Regions from separate parts of the Mus musculus genome. Here region 2 is linked to region 1. A link is a contact called in ENCODE Hi-C data. All regions are on one chromosome and are shown on one strand. Each heading gives the region's core, a stretch centred on a gene start or an enhancer-like site at or near the end of the contact. The rest is flanking DNA. Distances are from core to core; before and after follow the strand shown.

Region 1 (6,325 bases), core at 2,481-4,980:
TGCCCAGGGTTGCGCATCCTTCTCGCCAAGCCTTCCCTCAGCTGTGGAGGAGAACTACAAATGACACATGTCAACCTCTGTGGGTCCTGGATTCCAGAGCTTAGTCTTTCCATCCCCACAGGAAGGACAGAGCTCATCTTCCTGGCCGCTGGGGTGGGGATGTGAGGATGGCTTGGAATGACAGCAGGAGGAGATGAAAGTGACCTGGAAGGACTGAGAGCCACCACAGCTCCTCTCAGTGGGCTTCCTTAAGGACTGAATCTCAGCTTAGAAGCTTAGGATCCTAGAACAAAACTGTGAGTTCAACTTTGGGCAAGGACACATGCAACGCATCGTGGCTAGAAGGCTATTTATTTCCTCTAGACACGTCCATCCCCTGGGGACAGATGGCCTGTGCCTCCCTTGCTGCCTACTGCAATATTCTTGCATCCTGATGGTGAGGAAAGCCTTTGCAAACCATGACAACCAGCCTACTCCTTAGAAACACACCTAAAATAGGGATGAGGCCCAGCCATGACACTGATCCTGCAGTCTAACCACATGCCAGGATAGGGGAGTGCTATTCTTCCAGTGCTGACCTGTGTGGGACAAAGGCCCACAAAGGCCAACATGATTGTGAAAAATGGAGAGAAGCCAGAGGAAGTGAAGAGCGCTCTGAGCCAGGTGTGATCGTGCACATCCGTCATTCCACTAACAAGGCTGAAAACTTCAAGGCCAGCCTGTGCTATACTGAGAGGTCTTGTCTTTAAGAGAATTTCAATTTCTCATACAAATCCCTCCCATGGCATTGGATTAGGAAACAGTTCAATACAAATATCAGTGAAGTTCATAACTTTACCCAGGCATGGGCCACGCTGACTTGCCTATAGTTACTTCTGGGTCTATATAATCCTTCCTAGTCAATCTAGGTTATATCCATCTAGGTTCCTCTCACATGCTTAAAATACCCCAGTATGATAAAATTCATACTCCCCTGAGGATTCAAATACTTTATGTTCTGTGATTACATAATAGCTCACTAAAAACAACAACACTACAAACTCTACATGGATTATCACCGCATCCACTGTCCCTATGCCTGCCCTACTGCTACAATCTAATTTTGGCTCCAATGTTGAGTAGAAACCACCATGTTTGAGTTAGAGGTTTTTGAGCAATGAAAGAACTTTGCTCTAAACTACTGCAGTGTTCTGAAGGCCTTCTTCCCCACTTCTCCCAGATAAAATTACATGTACACAACACACCAAATAAATGAATAAATATGACATATTGTTTAACAACTACTTATGCAACAATTTGATACTGATGTCTCTTTGGAAATGAGTAACCAAAAATCCCCTCCATAGTACAGAGATGCAAAGAAATGAGCTATTAAGAGAGAAAATCAGTTTGTGCTTTTTACTTTATTGTTATTATTTTTTAGTTTGTGTGTATGAGTGTTTGTCTGCATGTAGGTGTGCATACCACAGCAACACCTGGTACCTGTGGAGGCCAGAAGAGGGCATCAGATCCCCTGGACCTGGAGTTACCGATGTTTGTGAGCCACCATGTGGGTGCTGGGCACTGAACCAGACCTTCTTAGATGCTGGATGCTGACTTAATGAGCATTATTACGGTACACGTGGTCAGCACTCTTGACAGATGAGATCTGCTGCCTCCTAAACAGACAGCAGAGTGTTGAGGGAGATGCAGGGCAGAGGGAGGACATGGTGGGAGGAGTAGGGAGAAGGTCAGCATGGCTCGGTGCGGGCGGAGTTTATGAAACTTAAAAGCAGTGTGAGGATGGACAAGGCAGTTGAGAACAGGGCTAGGGAGGTGCCAGAGCCAAAATATATTTCTGGTTTCCTTGTGGAAGAGCCAGATTGCTGTGTGTTCCATGCCCACATCCCAGTGATTGCTGGTCTCCTTACTATCTGAGATGCGCCCTCAGCCACTTAGCAGCACTGTGTGCCCACTGTACATAATGAAAGACCAGGAAGAGCCAGGGAGGAAGGAAAGGAAAAACAGGTACTTAGCACAGGAGGGACCTTGGTTATAATCGAACGGCTTTATTTCAGAGATACTATGCCTTGAGCTGGCTGGAGTGGTGCAAGCCTGCGGTCCCAGTACTAGGGAAATGGAGGCAGGTAGGATGAGGAGTTCAAGGTTAGCCTATGTTACAGAGGAGACCCTGCCAAAATAAACCAGGAAAGGAGAAAAAACTCACCCACCCAACCAAGCCAACAAAATGCCCTCAAACCACATAGGTGGTTAGTGGCAGAGTGACACTTGTATGGCACACCCAAGATTCCCACCCACTCGTTCATCGACTCACCCACTCTCCTACCCACCCAACTCACCCACCCACCCGACTCACCCACTTACCAACCCAACTCACTCATTCAGCCAAACCATCCACTCACCCAAGTTCACTCACTCACCCACGCACCCACCCACGCACCCAACTCACCTACCCACCCTCACCCACTTACCAACCCAACTCACTCACTCACCCACCCACCCATCTGCCCGCCCACTCAATTCACTCATAGGAGAAAGGGAGGCAGCACAGATCAGCACCTCTAATGGGAGTACACGAGAGCCACAGCAAGAGTCCACAGGAAACCCACAGGTCTGTCAGGAGTCACTCCTGTCAGTCTCATGACCAACTAGACCTTCAGGGCCATCCTGTGGGAGGGAAAAATGGCTGGGGGGGCAGTCTTTTCTGGCCCTGGACAAGTCGGGATCAACAGGGCAAATTTCCTAACCTCTGCTTGCCTCTGTCCTGGGCCATGAATGGGAATCTAGGGGAGATCCAAACTGAACGATCCAGGACAGAGTACGCTCAGCACCATGGCTGGAGAGCCACAACAGCCTCACGAGCACACCCTGTGATCGCTGTGCTGATGACCACAGAGCTGCGACAACCAGGGGTCAATTCGTTTTTCTTACAAAAAAGCATCAATGGCTTCATATGCTCAGGAAAGCACATCTATTCTCTCCGATGCTAAATGAGCATATTTATCTGTGTAGTTTCCCACGCTATAACCACCCCCGTTTCTGATTTTGATGGACCGTGTTTCCTTTTGATGTCACCTCAGGGTTTTTTTTTTTTTTTTTTTTTTTTTTTTTTTTTTTTTGCTTTGCTGGTGAGAAAGTCCCAGTTTAGTTTCACAATTAAAAAGAGAGTCACACACACACCTCTGTTGAGTATCCGGGCCCCTGCACACTTGCTGCTCAGGCCACCGGTTCAAGTTTAGGGTACAAACAGGAAACTGTTCATTCCTACTTCGTTACTTCTGTTTCCCGAGGCATCAACACAACTTGGGTTACAGCTGAGATTAGAAACCGGAAGCAGTCAGTAGGCAACAGCCTGGGCTACCAGTTGTGAAGTGGCAGCAGGAGGTTTGATCTACACAGACACATGGACTCTGAAGGCCTTTGATGCCGCCTGGGCCACCGGGTGGGTATTCCTCTGACATCCACTCTGAGGGCCCAGACTGCCACCCGCAATCTCCTTCCCCACACTTCTTTCTAAGGCTTGGTAGCTTGCTGCGAGTTAGCTCTTGGTTATTTTTAGCCCCACTAACTGCTTGAGAGGCAGCTGCAAGGCGGCAGCTGTGGAAGGCAGCTGCCGCGGCTTGATCTCTAGCCGGTATTATCTGACAGCTCTCGGCATGTGAGTTCTAAGATCCCCCTTTCTTTAGGTGAGCTCACAAGCTTTTCTCCTGGGGATGACATCAGATCTGTGTGTCCGATCACCTGCTCTGGTGGGGGACATGTGCAGAATTCCGCTAGAAAGGGAGATTCCAAATGTTTCTGACCCATAAACGCCAGGTGTGACGCAGGGGCCCTCCCACAGGGTTTCTAAGATGAGGGAGCGCCACAGAACTTCTGTCCTGCAAACTCTGATGTCACAAAAGAATGCAGAGAGAATGAGGCAGCTCACTAGCCTGCCTGGAGCCCCCTTCAGAGCCAGCATCAGATGAGACAGGTACCAGGCTGATGTGCGTACGCTATCCAGGAGAACTGGTCCAGATCCCATCTCCTCTGCTCTCTTGCATGGCTTTGCTTCTTGGCACACACACACCTCCTGCCTGCCTTTCTCTGGAGGGTCTTCAGCTACAGCATACAGCTTTTTGCCTTTAGGCTTCTGCATAGACTGTTTCCAATCTAGGTGGCGTTTAGACCTGCTTCTAGGTGTTAATTTGGGAGCTTTTTCTTGCTCCCATGTCAGCCTCACTTGTCCCTTAACCGCATTACTCCGAGGGCTGTATGGAACATTACTTTTAGGCATCTATTTTCTTTATAAATCTAAACCCTTTTAGCTAGCACATAGTGAGGCTCGGCAGATAGCTGACTGATGATGTCTTGGACTCCCCAAGAATTCCTCCCTCCCCCATCTATGCCTTTTTTTTTTTTTTTTTTTTTTTTTTTTTTTTGACATCAAATGTTCTTCACTGGGGACGGAACGCACAGTCTTGTGCACGCTAGGCCAATGCTCGGTAAACTGAGCTACATTTCCAGTCTCCAATTTTCTGTTCTTCAAATTGCCTCTTTTTCAATTGATCTCAATATATTCAAACTGAGTCCTTTGTCAATTCCCTGTCAGAAAAAGGGCTTCAGAGAAGAGATGTATGAAAATGCTGGGCTCGAAGGCACATTTGGGCTAAGGATACACACACAGGTAAACAGAGAAGAGCGGGGCTGGCTAGCTGAGCCTTTGTCGCCAGCCTCTTGAAACTTTCTTTTCTGTGGGTTGAGAAGCCTGAACCCCTGTTCCCAAGGCATTCTTGACAAGGAGTTTGCCCATCAAGACGACTTTCCCATTAACCTTGTGGCGCTGTTCTCAGCTGCCTCTCACAGAGCCCCTCTTAGGGCAGCGAGGCAGTTCACACCTGTGTCTACATTCTCTGGTGCACCTCCTTCTCTACCCAACCTCCACCATGCCAGACACAAGCCAGTGGAAACACTGGCTTCATACACAGCACCATGCTGAAGTCGTTTCCCAGCCCCCACCATTACAGTAAGTGGGGTAAGATACAAGTTTCTGCTTTAAAACGGGCACGTGAACACAGTCTCCATCCAACCAAGGGCTGCAGAAGAGCCCTCGGGTGCTCGACTGTCCGCCCCGGGGTTCCACTTGCTCTTCCTTGTACTGTTCTATCTCCATCCAGTCTCTTAGGTGACCAGATCCACCCCTTCTCGTTCCGGGGAAGCTTCCTATCTTAGGACTTGCTCCTCAGGTTCAAGGATCTAGCCTGCAGCCTCACTTATATAAGCTTGGTGGAAGGCATTTAATATACCCTGGGCCAATCAGAGCCTTTGCCTGGGGTTCATAGATTTTGAGGTAGAAAAGTTCCCCCTGTTTTTTGTTTGGTTTTGTTTTTAGGCTGTTAAACTGGCTGCAAGTGTGCCTAGGTATTCCCTATGCGGAAGCACACTATACACAGAGATGGAAAGTGGAGAAGGAGAGACAGGCAGGAGGGAGGAAGCAAAGGACTTGATGGTTCCCAATTCCTGTTCTAGGGCTTCACAGTCCACAGGCTGTCAGCTCCTTCCAGGCCATTCTGGTGTGAGTTTGTGTTGCGGGTACATGTGAGTGAGTGAGTGTGTGCATGTGAGTGTGTGTGTGTATGTGTTTGAGATAGGGTCGCAAGTAGTCCAGGCTGGTCTCAAATTTACTATATCTCCCACAATAGATGACTTTGTATTCCTGACACTCCTGCCAGGGAGCTGGGTTCCCAGGCTGCACCCCAGCTTCACCCTGAGTTTAAGCCACTTCATCTGGAAGATTCTGCGTTACACATTGAACTTGCTCCGCAGGACCCAAGGGAGTGGAAATAAGAGCGTTGTTGAGAAATGATTCTCTAAGGTGGTTTTTGTTTGTTGTTGTTGTTTTTTAAATAAATGGTGTCAGTCCAGCATTTAAAGACGTCAATCCCTTCTCTATCCTGGCTCAAGGCATTGTCATTGTCAGCCTCATTTGTAAAGTACACACAAATAACCATGTGCGCATATCCTGAGAAGTGTCGAAAAGCATTCATGAATGTGGGACAGGTCATTCAAACACCTGACAAGCATCAACACGGGAAACAGCCGGAGCACACCAGGCAGGGTGCTGACACGGGGAAAGGCACCTGAGACGACATGTCTAGAGTACAGTATTGCTTGCCTACTGAACAGGGACAGCTTGTGCCTCAATATTCCCATCAGAATGACGGAATCACTCTTTTGTTATTTATGTATGCATTTCTTTACTTGTGTATGTATGTGTGCATGCACGGGGATGAGTTTAACTATGAGTCAGAGGTCAGCCTCGAGTGTCATTCCTCAGAGCCTTTCA
Region 2 (7,311 bases), core at 208-2,707, about 13 Mb after region 1:
CTTTCTCCCAACCTACAGGGCAGTGTCCAAGGAGCCAACTGCAGTATCCACCAGCACTGCTGATTTAAGATCTTTCAAAGCCCATCAAGTGAGTCCTTTGGATACAGAACTGTCCCACAGCTCTTAACATAACTGGTCTCCACCTCCCAAAGAAGGCTGCTGCAGCTCTCCATCAAAGCACCCACACAAAGGGTGAACTAAGCAAATGCTGATATTCCCATTGAGTCAGTCAGCTTACCCTATCTAAAAGACGTCTTCACATATATTTAAATCCCTTTCTCAAATGTTTTCATTTTCCTCTCCACCAACATACTTTAACTTTACTAGTCTTGTCTCTTTTATCTTGCTTTTTTACCACTACTAACACAAGTTCCAAGAGGGGTTCTTGTGGGATTCCTCCACTGCTGTGTCTCTACCCTTAGTCCAGGGACCAGGTATAGAACAAAAATAATAGCGCAAAGAGCATCAATCAGGAAGGATTTGCAATTGTTACAAGAGCTAGCAACCAAAGAAAGGTTAGAGATGAATACACACTGATCGTTCTCAAAAGCTGGGCGTGGGTATCACCCCGCGATGTTATTAAAATGCAGCTTTACGCCTTCTGCCCACGTATTGGTTCCATCCACTACGCGGAGTCGCGACAGGTGATCAAACGGTCACCCCTGTGGTTCCAGCAGAGGGTGTAAGAGCCCGAAGATGAGCGACTCTACTTTGCAGACATCCTTTGGCAAACCAAGCCGACAGTTGAGCGCCTGCTGGATGCGAAGCGCCGCAGCCCCTTTGGGGCGGAGAAAGGCAGCGTCCCCGCCCTCGCCAGCCAGCAGCCCAGAACCCGAGGCGAAAGAGCCGGACGGCGCCCCTCGGCGCCCGCGGTCGCCGGTCCCTCCCACCTGAGCACTCGCCGCCACAGGTCCCCCCCACCTCCAGGCTCCGCCCCCGGGGCCTCGCCTCCCGCCGCGCGCCCCGCCAGAGCGTGTGCCCGCTCGGCAGGCAGGCAGGCGGGCAGGCAGGCAGGCCTTCCTCACCCGCGAGCTCCGCAGCCGCTGCAGCAGCGCGTCCTCGTCGTCCTCGACATCGCCGAAGACGAGCTGCTCCAGGCAACGCTCGGCGGCCGGCTTATCGTCCTCTAGCGTCAGGCGGTTCCGCTGCCGGAGCCGGCTCTCCTCCTCCTCTGCCGCCGCCGCCGCGGATCCCGCGCTAGGGGCCGCCCTCGGCTCGGCCGGCTGTGTCCGTTGGGATGAACGGGCGGCCTTTGCGGGCGTGCTGCCGCTCCCGGGTCTGGCTTTCCTCCCCGGCGTTGCGCCGGCTCTCCGGTCTCGTCTCGTCCGGCTCTTGCGTTCGGGCGGCATCCTCAGGGCTGAGGGGAAAACGCCGACGTTCACGTGGAGTACCACTGCGCATGTGCCGGGGCGGCTCGCTCTTCTCCTCGGCCCGGCCCCGGGGAGCCGGAAGGAGTCTGCGCCGCCGCAAGCCACGTGACCGGCGCTCGCGCGCTACGTCACTCCCACTCCGTCCGGCGGCCCCGCCCCATGTGGGAGTTCCTCAGGGAAGGCCGATCTTCCGGGTGGAGGGGGAAGCGGCGTGACTGGAGTGGAAATTTTTCCCAACACAACTTCTCGGAGGCAACATATTGGAAGGGACTCGGGGAGGCCGGAGTCCAAATGGAAGTGGCTGAAAGAAACTTCTCGCCCTGCTGATTCTGAGCCCCGCGTCGTGCCGCGCGCCCTCAATTACCTCATCGACTTGTGGTCTTGGTACGGTCCTTAGAGTACGGCGCCTGCCGAGGGTCCCACGCTGGAGGGGAGAGAGGAGGGTACGTGGGGGAAGTGGGCCAATCGGGGCGCGGGTCACGGCGCAGGCGCGCTGGGGAGGGAGGGCTATGCTAATGTTGTTGATATCCTGGGGCCACCCGAGTTAAAAGGGGGGAAATCCGGGGGCTGCCACTGCTGTCGCTGGCCCTGGCCCAGCCGGGGGTCCCCCCTGTAGTCGCCGCAGTCCCGGGGAGAGGCACCGGCCCCCTGCTCGCGGGGGGGGAGGGGGCGCCGCGGGCTCGGGGAGCACGGACGGCCCCTACCCATGAGGCCCTGATGGAAAACACAAAGGATCTGGTGAGAGCCGAGCGCAGCGGCCGCTTTGTGTGCCAGGTTTGAGGGGGGGGGGCACGCCTGCGGCTGCCCGGCCCCCGGAACGCCGCAGCTCGGGGACCCCACTCGCGGGCCTGCTTCTTCATCCCACGCCCCCTCCGTCTCCGGAGCTCCCCTCCCCCTACTGGCCGTTAAACGTTCAGGGGTTCCCCTCCCCCCCTCAACCCCTGACTTAGGGTTCTCTTAGGGAGAAAAAAAAACATAAGAAAGTTTTTCCTCTGCTCCCTCCCAACCCCGTTCTGCTTGAAGGGAAAGATTAGATAGGAGACTTTGCCTTTTTTAGCTGCCAAGGGTGGGAGAGTGGTTTCTCGGGGGTGTGGGGGCAGGAGCATACAGAGTTTCGGGGCTTGGCTGGAGACGGAGCCCACCATTGTAGAGCCAGCGCCGAGAGGCATTTTGCACGTGGAGGTGCTGATACTGAAAGGGGGCGGGGTGGGCACGTGTGGGAGGGAGACGTAGGAGTGGTATCGGGGAGTCAGCCGCCAAGGCTGCTACTTGAGGGTTCCAAGTCAGTGGGCTTCCACCATCCGTACGTTCTCCTTTGTGAAAAAGAAATCCTGACATTTCAGAGTCGGAAGAGACACTAGAAGTCACCCAAAGCAGCCCAGCTTCTGACGAGTGGTAGGTAGTCTGACCTCTACTTAACCCTACATCCATATACCACGCACTGCAGCCTAGGAAAGCACCTTCGGTTTCTTTCAGTCTCTGATATTCACTTGCCTGCCCTTATTAGACCCTTCAGTCTCATTCATGTCGTGTCCTGGTTAAGTTGCTCCCTTTTTTACTTCTCAAATTTGTTCTCACATCCTCCTCACCCACCCACTGCTCATTGGCCTATATTTTGTATGCCAGGAAAGAACATCAGGGAAGTGGAGGGAGGGGGATGGGGAGAGTAAAGAGATGGTAAGGGCCAACTGAAAACTTTGCTGGGTCGGTATCAAGTGTGCTGCTTCCATGACTAAAGATGGTTGAAACTATTCCCTGGGAAGCCAGGGAACTGCTATGTGGGGGTTTCATGACTGTTTCACAAGTAGTCCTCTTTGCGATGAGGACATTTTTAACACCATATCCTTGGTACTGTCAATGTACATTATTTGCCTTTTGCTAAATCACTTTTTCTAAGAACGCGTAAAATTGGGCCTGGGGGAGGAATAGTACTGAAACTAATAAATACAATACTTGGAAGATACATGATCAAAACTATTCCTTCTCATCATTTTGACTCATGGTCTTTGCAAACCCATGCCCCCTCCAAAAGGAAGGCCCTTTCTCACAAATGCTTCTTGTAACGTTTATTTATTTATAGGATAGGATGCTGTTGGGGGGTGGGGGCGGGGGTGGGGGTGGGGGATCAGAGAACAGGTGGAGGTAGTCATCTTAACTTATGCCATGTGCGAACCAGGAATCAAACCCAGGTCATCAAGATTGGGAGCAGACACCTTTAACCTACTAAGAACTTGCTCGAACCTGCCTGTCTTCCCCTACCCCCACCCCACCCCTCATGTGTGTAAGTGTAAGAATTCTTAGACTTGAAATGTTTGTTACAATTTATTGTTTACTTTTGACTTTTTAATCTTTTTTTTTAATTTATTTATTATATGTAAGTACACTGTAGCTGTCTTTAGACACACCAGAAGAGGGCGTCAGATCTCTTTACGGATGGTTGTGAGCCACCATGTGGTTGCTGGGATTTGAACTCCAGACCTTTGGAAGAGCAGTCGGGTGCTCTTATCCACTGAGCCATCTCAACAGCCCGACTTTTTAATCTTTTACCCCTTACATTAATATGCACCAGAACTTAGCACTTAGTAGTTAACTTGCAAATATATATTGGCACCCACTGCTGTGCTTAACTCCCAGGAGTTGCTCCTGATACTGGTAAAGAAAAGCAAGCGTCTTCCTGTTCCCCAGTCTGTGGTAGAGGCTGGTGGTTTGCTCTTGTGTGTTTCAGACTGTTTACCTCACACCAAGGAGTGTTTAGAAAGAAAATAGCTGGCTTTTTGCACTGTCTCCTCTGAATAACAAATAGCTTCTATTTATATGGAAGCCCATATTGAAGTATTGCAAATGCCTTGCAGATTAGAGCAGATGCTGTCGCAAATAAGTGACTGTTCTTAATGTCTCTGGTGAGCCAGGGTTTCTAGCCATTTTCTTTCAGGGCTATTCACTAGTGTTTTAGCATGGATTTGAATCCTAGCTGTAAAAACTTAGAGCTATTTACGCACCAAAGTTTCAGTCAGTATCGCCTTCCAAAGTTTTTTCCTGCTAACTTTAAGCATGAACTGTCATGATAAAATTTGACTTTAAAAGCATTTGCATGCTAAACATACTAGACAGGAACAACTGGTTTTATTTTTAAAGAGGTCATTACTCTGTTTTTTATGGTTAGCTATACATGGATCTCATTATCTGTCTTCCAAGATATTTGGGTGTTTCCCTCATCCCTTAGTTACTTTTGTAAATAAAGACAAAGCAAATTATTTTAAATTGTGTTAAAATACAGCATTCAGACTCAGAATTGCAGTTTATGAGTAAAAACAGCATGTTAATGTCATAGTCATTAGAGTATGAAGTGACTGAAAGTACGAAGTGACTGAAAGCCAGGATTCCTCAGGTGATCTGAATAACCACGTATTAAGCGTGGAGAAGTCAGCTGTTTTGACTTGCTAATTCATTACTTCTCAGCTTTTTATCTTTACAACTTTTTACATGTCTGTCTAGGCCAAACATCGTGGTGCATGCCTTTAAGCCCACCACCCAAGCGTCCGAAGATACAGCTTTGCTTGGACTATGTAGTAAAGATACAGCTTTGCTTGGACTATATAGTAAAGCCCCCATTTCACAGAAGCAACAGGAGATTTAACCTTCCACATAAACTTCAAAGACAAGTTGTCTTTGGTCTTTGGGTTTCAAATACATGACCAATAAATGGGTAAAGCCAAAAGATTTTAAGTAGTTCCACGCTTAGATTTATATTCTAATAGGTCCTAATCTTTAAAGGTTCCAATTAACTTTTATCTTAAAAATGCATGTTTTACTGTCCTGTACCTCATTGTGGTTCATAGGCATGTACCACCATATTCAATTTATACAGTGATGGGGATTAAGTCTGGGGCTTGTGGGTGCTAGGTATTCTTATTAACTGACACTGCATCCCCAGACAAGAGTTTACTGCTTCTTTTTGTTTGTTTGTTTGTTTGTCTCTCTCCCCCTCCCGCCCGTCTGAGGCACAGTTTCTCTGTATAGCCCTGGCTGTCCTGGAACTCAATTTGTAGACCAGGCTGGCCTCGAACTCAGAAATCCTCTGGCCTCCCGAGTTCTCTGCACCACCACGCCCTGCCCCGGAGGGTTCTTAAAAAGTAAACAGTAAACTAACCAGGGCGTGGTTGTACGCGCCTTTAATCCCAGAAGTCGGGAGGCAGAGGCCTGCCTGGTCTACAAAGTGAGTTCCAGGACAGCCAGGGCTAAACAGAGAAACCCTGTCTCGAAGAAAGAAAGAAAGAAAGAAAGAAAGAAAGAAAGGAAGGAAGGAAGGAAGGAAGGAAGGAAAAGAAAGAAAGAAAAGAAAGAGAAAGGAAGGAAGGAAGGAAAAGAAAGAAAGAAACCAAAAACCTCCTTCCCTCTGCAAGAATATACTTTCTCTTCTGTCTTTGCTAGAAAGCGTAATGAAGGGTGAAAAGGCTATAAATCCACTTGAATAGTCTCTGAATGGAAGAAAGGGCTGTAATGATAGTTGGGGACACTGTCAGAAGAGGCTTGAGCTGCACTTCTGCCGTTGTCGAGCCCCATGGCCTTGTTGGATGGCATCAAATAGCTTTGATTTTTTTTCTCCTCATAATTGAAGAATTGGTATAGAATCAGTTGTCTAATAGAACTTTTCAGCTGTACTGGAAATGTCTGTTATCTGTATGGAAGTCACTAGCCACAGTGGCTATTGAGCACTTAAAATGTAGCTAATGGAAGGACGCATTCAATATTTTATCATACTGTTTTTATTTGATGTCAATTTAAACAGTCATATCTCTTCCAAATTGAGCATGTAGGTTTTGGTACAATGTAATCACTAAGTTCATCTCTTAAAGATTGGAGTTTAAAATACACTTTTCCTGGAGGTGGTTATTCAGTGGGCCTACAGTAAGGTCTGATAACCAGTTGGTCTAGTTTGGTTTCTATGTCTCACTGTCTCTTATGTGTCTCTGTCTGTCTCTCTCTCTCTTTCTCTCTCCCCTCCCCACCCACCCTGTCTCACACACAGGAATGTGTGTATGTAGAAGCCAGAAGTTGGCATTGGGTGTTTTCCTCTTATTCTCTACTTACTTTGTGAGACTGGCTCTCTAACTAAAGACCCCAGGGTTCTACCTGTCTGCCTTTCAGCAACTGGGGGATTGCAGACGCCTACTGTTGTGCCTATCTTTTATGTGGTGCAGGAGAATCTAAACTTGGGTCCTAGTACTTGGGCATCAAGTACTCTACCATCTTCCCAATCTAGTTTGGTTTTTTAAGACAAAGTTCTCATTTCAAGTCCAGTCTGGCTTTGAACTTGTGTGTGCTTCCACTTGAACATTGCTGGAGTTTTAGGTGTGTGCACCAAGCCCTGCCAAGAGGGTGTTTCATGTGTGTCCAGAAAGTTTTTTCTTACCAAATCAGTTAGGGAAACACTGTTTGATTTTGAACTCCTTTCTGCTTTTTAACTCTGACTTGAATGTTAATTTAGAATTTAGTGTAGTAAAAACAAGATCTGAACAAAGTGGGCAAATTGGTTGGGCTCTAGTTCTGGCTCTGAATTCATTTATTCATTTTGTTCTTAAGGCAAGTTGCCTACTGTCAGAGCTTTGATCTCTTCATCTGAAATATGAGGTGAGAATCAAGTCTTACTCTTTTCATAGGGTTTCTGTAAGCCTCCACTCAGAGATGTGATGATCACTGCAATTAAAAAGTGAGTAGCACTGTCAATGTCTTCCCAGATGTCCTTTTCACTGTATAAGTGCCACCCCATTATAAAGCTACTTGTATATAATAGTTTATTTAAAGCATTGTAGCCCCAATTATTTGACCCTACTTTGTAGACTAGTCATAGAGCAGGCATACCAAGTCTAGTAAACTTTTATACTTCTGTTGTTTGGCACTGAAGCTTATAGGCTAATATCTATTACTTTGCTTTTTTAAT

What was found. A loop is a pair of places that touch in the nucleus more often than their neighbours do.
Region 2: a loop to region 1 is called in a map of T-helper 17 cell, with 5 times the contacts of the local background. The contact joins the promoter of Utp18 here to the promoter of C030013C21Rik in region 1. A Hi-C loop is called at or near these places in 2 of 37 maps with a recorded cell type or tissue (T-helper 17 cell and regulatory T cell).

What each region holds. Positions count from the first base shown.
Region 1 is chr11:80,505,376-80,511,700 of GRCm38, forward strand. It overlaps C030013C21Rik (RIKEN cDNA C030013C21 gene), which reads right to left and starts at 3,731. Exons shown (of 3, transcript NR_126552.1): 1 at 3,181-3,731; 2 at 2,560-2,667; 3 at 2,035-2,170. The region is part of intron 21 of Myo1d (myosin ID); the gene reads right to left. It overlaps Gm31109 (a long non-coding RNA gene), which reads left to right and starts at 3,902. Exons shown (of 2, transcript XR_003949722.1): 1 at 3,902-3,986; 2 at 5,682-5,906.
Region 2 is chr11:93,884,309-93,891,619 of GRCm38, forward strand. It overlaps Utp18 (UTP18 small subunit processome component), which reads right to left and starts at 1,458. Exons shown (of 14, transcript NM_001013375.1): 1 at 1,026-1,458. The coding sequence starts at 1,349. Mbtd1 (mbt domain containing 1) reads left to right here and starts at 1,863. Exons shown (of 16, transcript NM_134012.4): 1 at 1,863-2,108. RefSeq lists enhancers at 1,460-1,492, 1,687-1,729, 1,742-1,775 and a cis regulatory region at 1,473-1,480.